Linked DNA regions of Homo sapiens: all the other regions are linked to region 3. Evidence: chromatin contacts called from ENCODE Hi-C or POLR2A ChIA-PET data. All regions are on one chromosome and are shown on one strand. Each heading gives the region's core, a stretch centred on a gene start or an enhancer-like site at or near the end of the contact. The rest is flanking DNA. Distances are from core to core; before and after follow the strand shown.

Region 1 (2,700 bases), core at 69-2,568, 810 kb before region 3:
ACCGTCCCTTGGCCTAGGAGGCCACAGTGGGCACCACCTCCGGCCAGGCCATGGTGGGTGGCTGTTTATCTGTGTGTCCACAGCTGCCTACCAGGCATATTAAAGGCCATGAAATAAGGATGAGGCCTAGGAGGGGTAATTAAAGCCACGGTGACATTGATCTGCTGAGATTTCTGAGAGAGCCCAGAGCACACAGGGTGATTCTCCATCTTACCTCATGCAGGCCCAGCCTGATTGGCCCCCTGGGCATTGCTGGGGCCAAGGAACCTCACCTGTGGCCGGGAGACTCCCAGGGCAGAGCCACGCTGGCTTTAGAGGCTGTGCAAAACAGGAGGCCTGGGCCTGGGGGGCAGCCCAGCTGCTGCGCTTTGCCCTGAGAAGGCAGGAGCAGGCCAATCTATTAAAGACACAGGTCCCCATTCTCAAAGGTCTCGAAAGTTAACCTCTTCCCCTCCTAGGCCCAGAGACTCAGCCAGGTAGAGAACCTGAAATGCTCCAGGGTCATGCCATCTGCAGGGCAAGTCCATCTTTGCACATTGGCCCAGATGCCCACAAAAAGGTTGCAGTCTGGATGCAAATTAAGTCAACAGTTAATTCTTGACCCTCTACCCTGAGCTAGGAAGGGTGCTTACTTATAAAAATAGGAACATGTAATATTTTCTTGCAATAATAGTCTTTGCAAAGATGGACTCTTTGATCAGAACAATAATTGCATTCTTACTGTTATAGTTACCGATCAGTGTTTCTTTGTGATCATTTTAGCTTCAGTTTTACAATTAGCATAATGAATGAAATTAATTAATGTATGTTCAGAGTCAGAAAGAACCAACACTGGCTTTGGTTTTACCCATGACTTGGGCAAATCATTTGAGCATATTGTGTCTTCATCTCTCTATTGATAAATAGAGATAAAAGTAATCAGTGCCATAGATTGGAAAGGATCAAATGAAATGATTGCAAAATCACGAGCTTAGGAATCCTTAGTTCATTTGCTCCCTAGCTATATGTTAGATTCTTTCTTATACTTAAGATTATTACCTCCTCACAGTCCTGTGAAGTGGTCATCAGCCACGCACTTTACAGATGAGAAAACTGAGGCAGCAAATCCTTTCTGAGCTGTGATTCCATATGAGGAGACTCCATACCCACCCCATCTCAGAGGGGATTACTGAGGAGCTCACGCTGCAGGAAGCCCAAGTTATTTTTTGTCTTCCAGCTGCTAAAATCAGACAAGTAGAAGGCAGGTGCCCTGCCTCAAAGCCTGCGATTGCCTTCCTTCCTGCCTGCCCATGAACTGGCATGCACTGTACTTCGTTACATCATTGCAGCTTCTGGTCTTCCTTTGTGAAAACCTGGCCTGTTTTTTGCCCTCTTCCTTCGCCACACTGGTGGGGGATGGGAGCTGCCCCTCTGATCTTTGCACTGTAAAGGAAGTAGCAGCAACCCTATCAGATGGGAGGAGGGAGAAGTTTTCTTGGGGCCTAGAAAAAAAAATAGCCTGTCTCCCACACAAGTGGGGCACCTGCGGTGAGATCGCCGGTCTAAATATAAAGAGATGCTTTTTTTTCTCATGAGCTGTCTTGAGTGGTGTGAAAGATTCTTCCAGAATTTTGGAGAAGACGTACCTAACTAAAGTCCTAGAAAAAGCCCTGTCTCCTGTGATTTCTACCTGACTCTACCCTCTGTGTTTCTAAAGAGGGTGGTGCATGAGCTTTAATAGTGGAGAGCTGTGCACTGGCTGGAGGGTGGGAAATGCACATCTGAACACTGCTTCACATTAAATGCACTGCATTGCAAAGACCCTGATTAGAGAAAGGCTTGGAGAAATAAGTTACCAATTGTTGAATGCCCACGGTCTATGCGTCTGCTTACTTAATGTAGGTTTAATGTGAGTGCCATGAAGCCTCTTCTGGGTAATAGCAATCTTAGGCAACATTAGGGAACACTTACTGTGCATCGGTCCCTGGGCTGATCTTTTATTCCGGCCAAGGGGCCTCCCTAAGAAGAGTTTAGGATGACTGCTATGCACATTGAGGTTGGGTGACACACCCATGAGGGCATCACCCCAAATTAAACCTGGCCAGGCTGACAGCAGTCTGCCCTCAACAACTTGGTTGAAGAATGTTCTCTGCTTTCCATGCATGCCCTACTTGTGAACAACACCTAATTGATAAAGTGAAACTGTGTGTGGTTCTTGGTTGCCATATGTGTGGTCCACCTATGGAAAAGAAGAAAGACCTTCTCTTGAGACTTATTCTGTTCCAGCCTATAATCTTATAGTCATGATTCCAAAGAAGTTTTGCAAAACCAAAAGTAGTTTTTATCATTAATCTGGTGGTAAAACCTGACCTGAACTGATAGAACTAATATAAGGCTATTTATAGTCTTTATTTTTCTCATGTAATGTAAACAGTCATTTATTTCACTGCAAAAATGTTGTGTTCTATCCCTAAGTGCTGTCCTAGACTCCTCTGCAAGATGCTCTACGATATGTAATTATGAGACATATTATTTTAAATGTACCAAATTCTGATTTCTAAATTACATGTGGTTTCAAAGGTTTCTGAAAACAGATCGTGGGCCTGCAAACCAAATCTGTAGTCCCACTTTGAAGGTGTATCCTGTAGACACCCTTGGATAGTGGCAATTATAGGGGTCAGAGAGATCGATCAACCTCAACCCTAATTCTCGTTTATGAAA
Region 2 (2,700 bases), core at 43-2,542, 850 kb before region 3:
CAAAAAAACAGAACATGGAAGTAAAAAAAGAGAGTGATTTTCCAGCAGGTTCCTGCAGAGCCCTTCTCTTGATTCCTGAGAGGTTCAATTAACGGATGCAAGTCATAAAACAGTGCATTTTCTCTCTGCTATGATGCATTGTTTTTAATCTCACTGCCTTGTATTATATCACATTCCTATAATTCTTCCGACAGGAAAAGGCTTGTTTCATAAAAATATAGTCCCCAGCATTTGAAATATAAGTTCACATGCAAGCAACATATATATCACCAAGCTGGCAAACTAACTCACTTACTTAATCCACTAAACTTCAGGTGCTTTCTATATTATGTGAAATGGCTTGAAACAGGCAGAAGCTGCCAGGACCCATCACGGCTTCTTTGCTCAAGAGAGACAAGAGGAGAAGGGGAGAAGGGAGCGGGGGGAGTGGAAATTCCCTCAGTGGATTCCACAATAACATGCCTTTCATTATCACCCAGTGTCAGGACACTGGGTAATGTTCATTGTGCATGCACAATAAATTACTATTTACCTGGCAGTGCTTTTGATAAGCTCGTCTCCTCACCCCCTTTCTGTCCATGCAGCACAGAGCAGCGAAACCCCTTTGCCTATAATTCTTATTAAGGTGATACCTTTTCTGAATAAGAAAGTACACACTTCCAAAGCTGGCACTCTCTGGGGTTTTTAAGGGACATTGTTTTTATTGGTTCCCTTTTATTTCTTCCACCCCACTGTGTTTTAATGCTATAGTGACTTCTGTGTATACAACTCTCATATTGAAATGTCGGCTGCAGATATATGCAATATTAAAGAGCGCTTATGAATTTTTGACATCTAATTAGTCGCTACCCTGTTAACATGTCAGGACTCAGAGGGATTAGGGAGGCAGCCCTTTCTGAATAAGTTACAGTGAGGCTCCTGTCCTTTTCATGTATTATTCTTTAATGTAGGTGGTGATTATTTGGCTGTGATTAATTGATGAAGCCCATTGGTCTGGCAAGTGGTGCCGAATTCACCATTCCTCACTTTTATTTCTCTCAGTAGGGTTCTGCCACTTAATCGGAAGGACCTGCTTCCTTCCAGGCAATCTCTCTGTGCAGCGTTCTGGGGCAGAGGGACTGTTCTGGGTGACCCACCTAGACCCTTTCACAGCTCTTGGCTCCCTGGTCAGCAGTGGGTTTTGCATCCTGTCTTCTTGGACAAGCCCTGTGCCCTGTGCCCCCTGGCCAGGCATGTCTGAAATGCAGTGGCACCCCCTATACAAAGGCTTCCTGTTGCTCCCCTTTTCTCTCATATCTGATTTTCGAGCCTTGCTTTCTGGTACCTTTAACACCTGTAGCTCCCTGCCTGGCTCAGTTTACTTCTGGGTTCAGCTGCCTGCCAAGACGCCAGGTGACAATCGGGGCTCTCCAAGGCCGCTCCTGCCATTGTCTCCAGCTGTGGGGCCCAAGAAACCACACACGTGAGATGCACAGTCTGATATGGCCGGCTCTGCCCCTCTGGGTAAGTGATACCAAGCTCTAAAAAAAGGCAACAATGAGAAGCGGATGTTGGGGAGAGGGGACCTGCTGGCTGCTGCTTTTGGGCACTGCCCCATGGGTGTCAAACACCCTGCTGTGTGCAGGCAGCTTCCGCCTCCTAGGAACTCTATGCCCACACAGTCCTCCCAGAAGCTCCTGTCCCAGCTCCCTGGGCTCCCACGGAGGAATCCTCTTTCACAGTGGGTTCTTAGGAATGTCAGATCTGATAGTCTTGGATTTGAAGCTGGGCAAGATTTTTAACATTTTAGATAAAGCAAGCAGGGAAATGATTTGTGAGTATAGCTCTGTGTTTAAGCACAGGGAGAGGGAGGTGTTTTCTGCTTCACCGCATGACTCCCCTTCCATACACCCACATGTGCATGCAGGCACACACATGTATACACACAGGTGCATGCATCCATACACACAGACCCACACATGTACACATACAGGCCCACACACACCCATAGATAGACACACACACTCCCAGGTACACATGCAGGTGCACACACCCATGCACACACAGGCATACACAGGTACACACACAGACACACACTCTCTCTCCCACAGCTTTCTAGACAAAGGCTCTGCCATCAGACTTTCGTACCCTGGCCTCCTGGTTTTATGAACAAATAATTCCTTTTTTTGCAAAGCAGAATTCCCCGCCCCCATTATAAACTCCCACCATTCAAATCTATAATTGGGGGAGTAACAGAGCTGTGGCCGACTTATCTTTTTAAATGCACCGACCCTGGACGAGCCATCCTAAAAATGTGTAATTATAAATAAACCTTCACCTATGTCAGCTGGCAGGGTTTTTAATTACTGCACTTGATGTCAATCAAGGCCAGCTCTGGGTATGCATGTTAGGGGGCAATTTCAGAGGAATTTTGCGGACATAAGCTGTTTGCCTTATTCTATTATCTGCATTTAAAAGGGGAGAGGAGGAGATAAGGCGACAGCCAGGAGGGGAGAGAGAAAGAGCAGCTCATGGAAAGAAAATGGTGGGGGAGGCATTTTACCGAGGCTGCAGCATCCTGCTGGGGCTGGGGAGGGCAGATACTGGACATCTCTCCTAACCCAGGGCCCCACACTGCTGGCCCCCTCTTTGTCTCCCAACCCTTTCTTGCAGGAAGATAAGGAGGGAGATGGGAGTGAGGTGTATATTTGCTGATGGAAG
Region 3 (2,700 bases), core at 95-2,594:
TGATTCCCTGGCCCCCTTGAATAATTCCTTGGCCCCCAAAATGGGCCCTTTCCTCAAGCTGTGGCCCCTCCCACAGAAGAGGGAAGAGACAGAAACAGAAAGAGAAGCTTCCTTTGACATTTGAGGTGTCTGGACTCCTCCAGGTAGCAAACTGGTTTTCATGGTGCACACAGAGGAGGGATGATATCGGAGCTCAAGTACAGTGCCCCAGCAACACGTACAGATCGTGTACTCACAGGGACACAGTTTCACATTGTGAAGCCGCATCAATAGGAAGGGAGGGAGGAAGGGAAGAAAGGGAAGGAGGAAAGGAGAAAGGGAACGAAAGAAGAAAGAAAAGAAGGAATGAAGGAAAGAAGGAGGGAGGGAGGGAGGAAGAGCAAAAAGCCTGCAGCATTTTGACAAACCAAAAAGGAAAGGGATGACTTCTGACGTTTACCTATTTTGAGGACTGAACCCAAAGGACTGAGGTGACACCAAATAGGACAAATGTTGGTTCCTAGAGCATGGTGACCTCATTGCATAGCTATCAAAGAGCACAACGTCTTCAGAGTCAGGCAGATCCAGATTGGAGTCACACCCCCTGCCCTGCTGCTTACCAGGCTGAAGGCTCCTGGTGGAACATCTCTGGCTGGTCTGGGTGAGACCCCATAGGCCACTTCCCCACCCACAGACTTTACTTCCACAGAGCTCACCCTACTCGTGACATATGGGGTTGATCAACTGTTAAGCCCAGTCTCTTCTCCTGGCCTGGAAGCTCCAGGCAGGGCACTGTATATAAGACTGATTATAGCTGAAATCCCAGAGCTTGGTGCAAGGCTACAGAGCTCAAGAAAGATTCTCCAGAGAGCAGAAGCCAAAATCAGACCAGGATAATGAGTGATGGGACAATCATGATGAATAGGGCGATGACACAAAGTGTAGCCACCTTTGATTGAGCATCTATTCTACACCCGGTGCCCTCGTAGGAACTTCGGGTTCACTGACTGCTGAACGCCACCAATAGTCCTTTGAAGTTGGGACTGATAACTCCATTTTATAGATGGGGGAAGGATGCTCAGAGTAGCAAGGTGGCTTTGCTACAACCGCATAGCTAACTAATAACATAGGCAAGACTGAAACCAGCTCTAAGGATCCCCTAAAACACTGTTCTCTCTTTTGCCCCCGCGTGTCTCAAAGGGGTCCTCCATGGACGAGGTGACCCAGAGATGCAGCCATGGAGGGTAGAGCAAGAAGTGCAGCCTCAGCACTTCACTGACCCAGTCAGCGGCCTCTGCAGGGCTGGCCCAGCCGCAGCTTCAGATCCACCCCGCCAGCCAATCAGCCCACGACAGGAAGCTCTTTCTGCAACTCATCTGCCCTTATCTCCTGGCAGAGCGGCTCTGTGAGGTCACGATCACCACACCTTATCAGAACATCTGCACCTACTGGGGACACAGCCCAACAGGCTCAAAACAGCAATTTCCTTTAGGTCTTCTCCTCAGAACTCCGCATCACAGGCACCACAAATTAAAATAAGAACCCCAAACTGAAACTTTAGGGAGGTCCTCCCTTGTAGGGCCTAGCCTGGAGCAGAGGCCATGGGAAACTATAGGTAGCAAGTACCTTGTCTTCCACCATCTGGTGAGCTCTTGGCTGTCCTGCAGAAGCCCAGCTCAAATGTCCTTCCCCCTAGATTTCCCAGTGTCTCCTCTGTCAGGCCTCTGAGCCCAAGCCAAGCCATCGCATCGCCTGTGACCTGCACGTATACGCCCAGATGGCCTGAAGTAACTAAAGAATCACAAAACAAGTGAATATGCCCTGCCCCACCTTAACTGATGACATTCCACCACAAAAGAAGTGTAAATGGCCGGTCCTTGCCTTAACTGATGACATTACCTTGTGAAAGTCCTTTTCCTGGCTCATCCTGGCTCAAAAAGCACCCCCACTGAGCACCTTGCAACCCCCACTCCTGCCCACTGAGCACCTTGCGACCCCCACTCCTACCCGCCAGAGAACAAACCCCCTTTGACTGTAATTTTCCTTTACCTACCCAAGTCCTATAAAACAGCCCCACCCTTATCTCCCTTCGCTGACTCTCTTTTCGGACTCAGCCCGCCTGCACCCAGGTGATTAAAAGCTTTATTGCTCACACAAAGCCTGTTTGGTGGTCTCTTCACAGGGACGTGCATGAAATTTGGTGCCGTGACTCGGATCGGGGGACCTCCCTTGGGAGATCAATCCCCTGTCCTCCTGCTCTTTGCTCCATGAGAAAGATCCACCTATGACCTCAGGTCCTCAGACCGACCAGCCCAAGAAACATCTCACCAATTTCAAATCCGGTAAGTGGCCTCTTTTTACTCTCTTCTCCAACCTCCCTCACTATCCCTCAACCTCTTTCTCCTTTCAATCTTGGCGCCACACTTCAATCTCTCCCTTCTCTTAATTTCAATTCCTTTCATTTTCTGGTAGAGACAAAAGAGACATATTTTATCCATGAACCCAAAACTCCGGCGCCGGTCACGGACTGGGAAGGCAGCCTTCCCTTGGTGTTTAATCATTGCAGGGATGCCTCTCTGATTATACACTCACGTTTCAAGGGTGTCAGACCACGCAGGGACGCCTGCCTTGGTCCTTCACCCTTAGCGGCAAGTCCCGCTTTCCTGGGGCAGGGGCAAGTACCCCTCAACCCCTTCTCCTTCACCCTTAGCGGCAAGTCCC

Evidence for each region. Hi-C counts contacts between places; a loop is a spot of excess contacts on that map. ChIA-PET counts read pairs that join two places held with the same protein, here RNA polymerase II (POLR2A). Pooled maps may share reads with other maps.
Region 1: a pooled map shows a loop between it and region 3 (3-fold over the local background). The contact joins two enhancer-like sites. A Hi-C loop is called at or near these places in 3 of 50 pooled maps. POLR2A ChIA-PET finds 5 or more read pairs at or near these places in 2 of 52 experiments (CD4-positive, alpha-beta memory T cell and naive thymus-derived CD4-positive, alpha-beta T cell).
Region 2: a loop to region 3 is called in a map of CD4-positive, alpha-beta memory T cell, with 10 times the contacts of the local background. The contact joins the promoter of LINC02295 here to the enhancer-like site in region 3. A Hi-C loop is called at or near these places in 2 of 168 maps with a recorded cell type or tissue (CD4-positive, alpha-beta memory T cell and naive thymus-derived CD4-positive, alpha-beta T cell) and 6 of 50 pooled maps. POLR2A ChIA-PET finds 5 or more read pairs at or near these places in 1 of 52 experiments (activated naive CD4-positive, alpha-beta T cell).

What each region holds. Positions count from the first base shown.
Region 1 is chr14:98,172,158-98,174,857 of GRCh38, forward strand. No RefSeq gene overlaps it. Among named protein-coding and RNA genes, the nearest start is that of LINC02295, 38 kb to the left of the region's middle. Within about 2 kb of position 1,319, at least 4 of the 41 ENCODE cell types and tissues checked have a DNase peak (open chromatin) inside an H3K27ac peak, as active enhancers do.
Region 2 is chr14:98,134,695-98,137,394 of GRCh38, forward strand. LINC02295 (long intergenic non-protein coding RNA 2295) reads left to right here and starts at 1,293. Exons shown (of 3, transcript NR_184268.1): 1 at 1,293-1,503. The region is part of intron 1 of LOC105370655 (a long non-coding RNA gene); the gene reads right to left.
Region 3 is chr14:98,983,512-98,986,211 of GRCh38, forward strand. No RefSeq gene overlaps it. Among named protein-coding and RNA genes, the nearest start is that of LINC02914, 270 kb to the left of the region's middle. RefSeq lists an enhancer at 1,392-2,010. Within about 2 kb of position 1,345, at least 4 of the 41 ENCODE cell types and tissues checked have a DNase peak (open chromatin) inside an H3K27ac peak, as active enhancers do.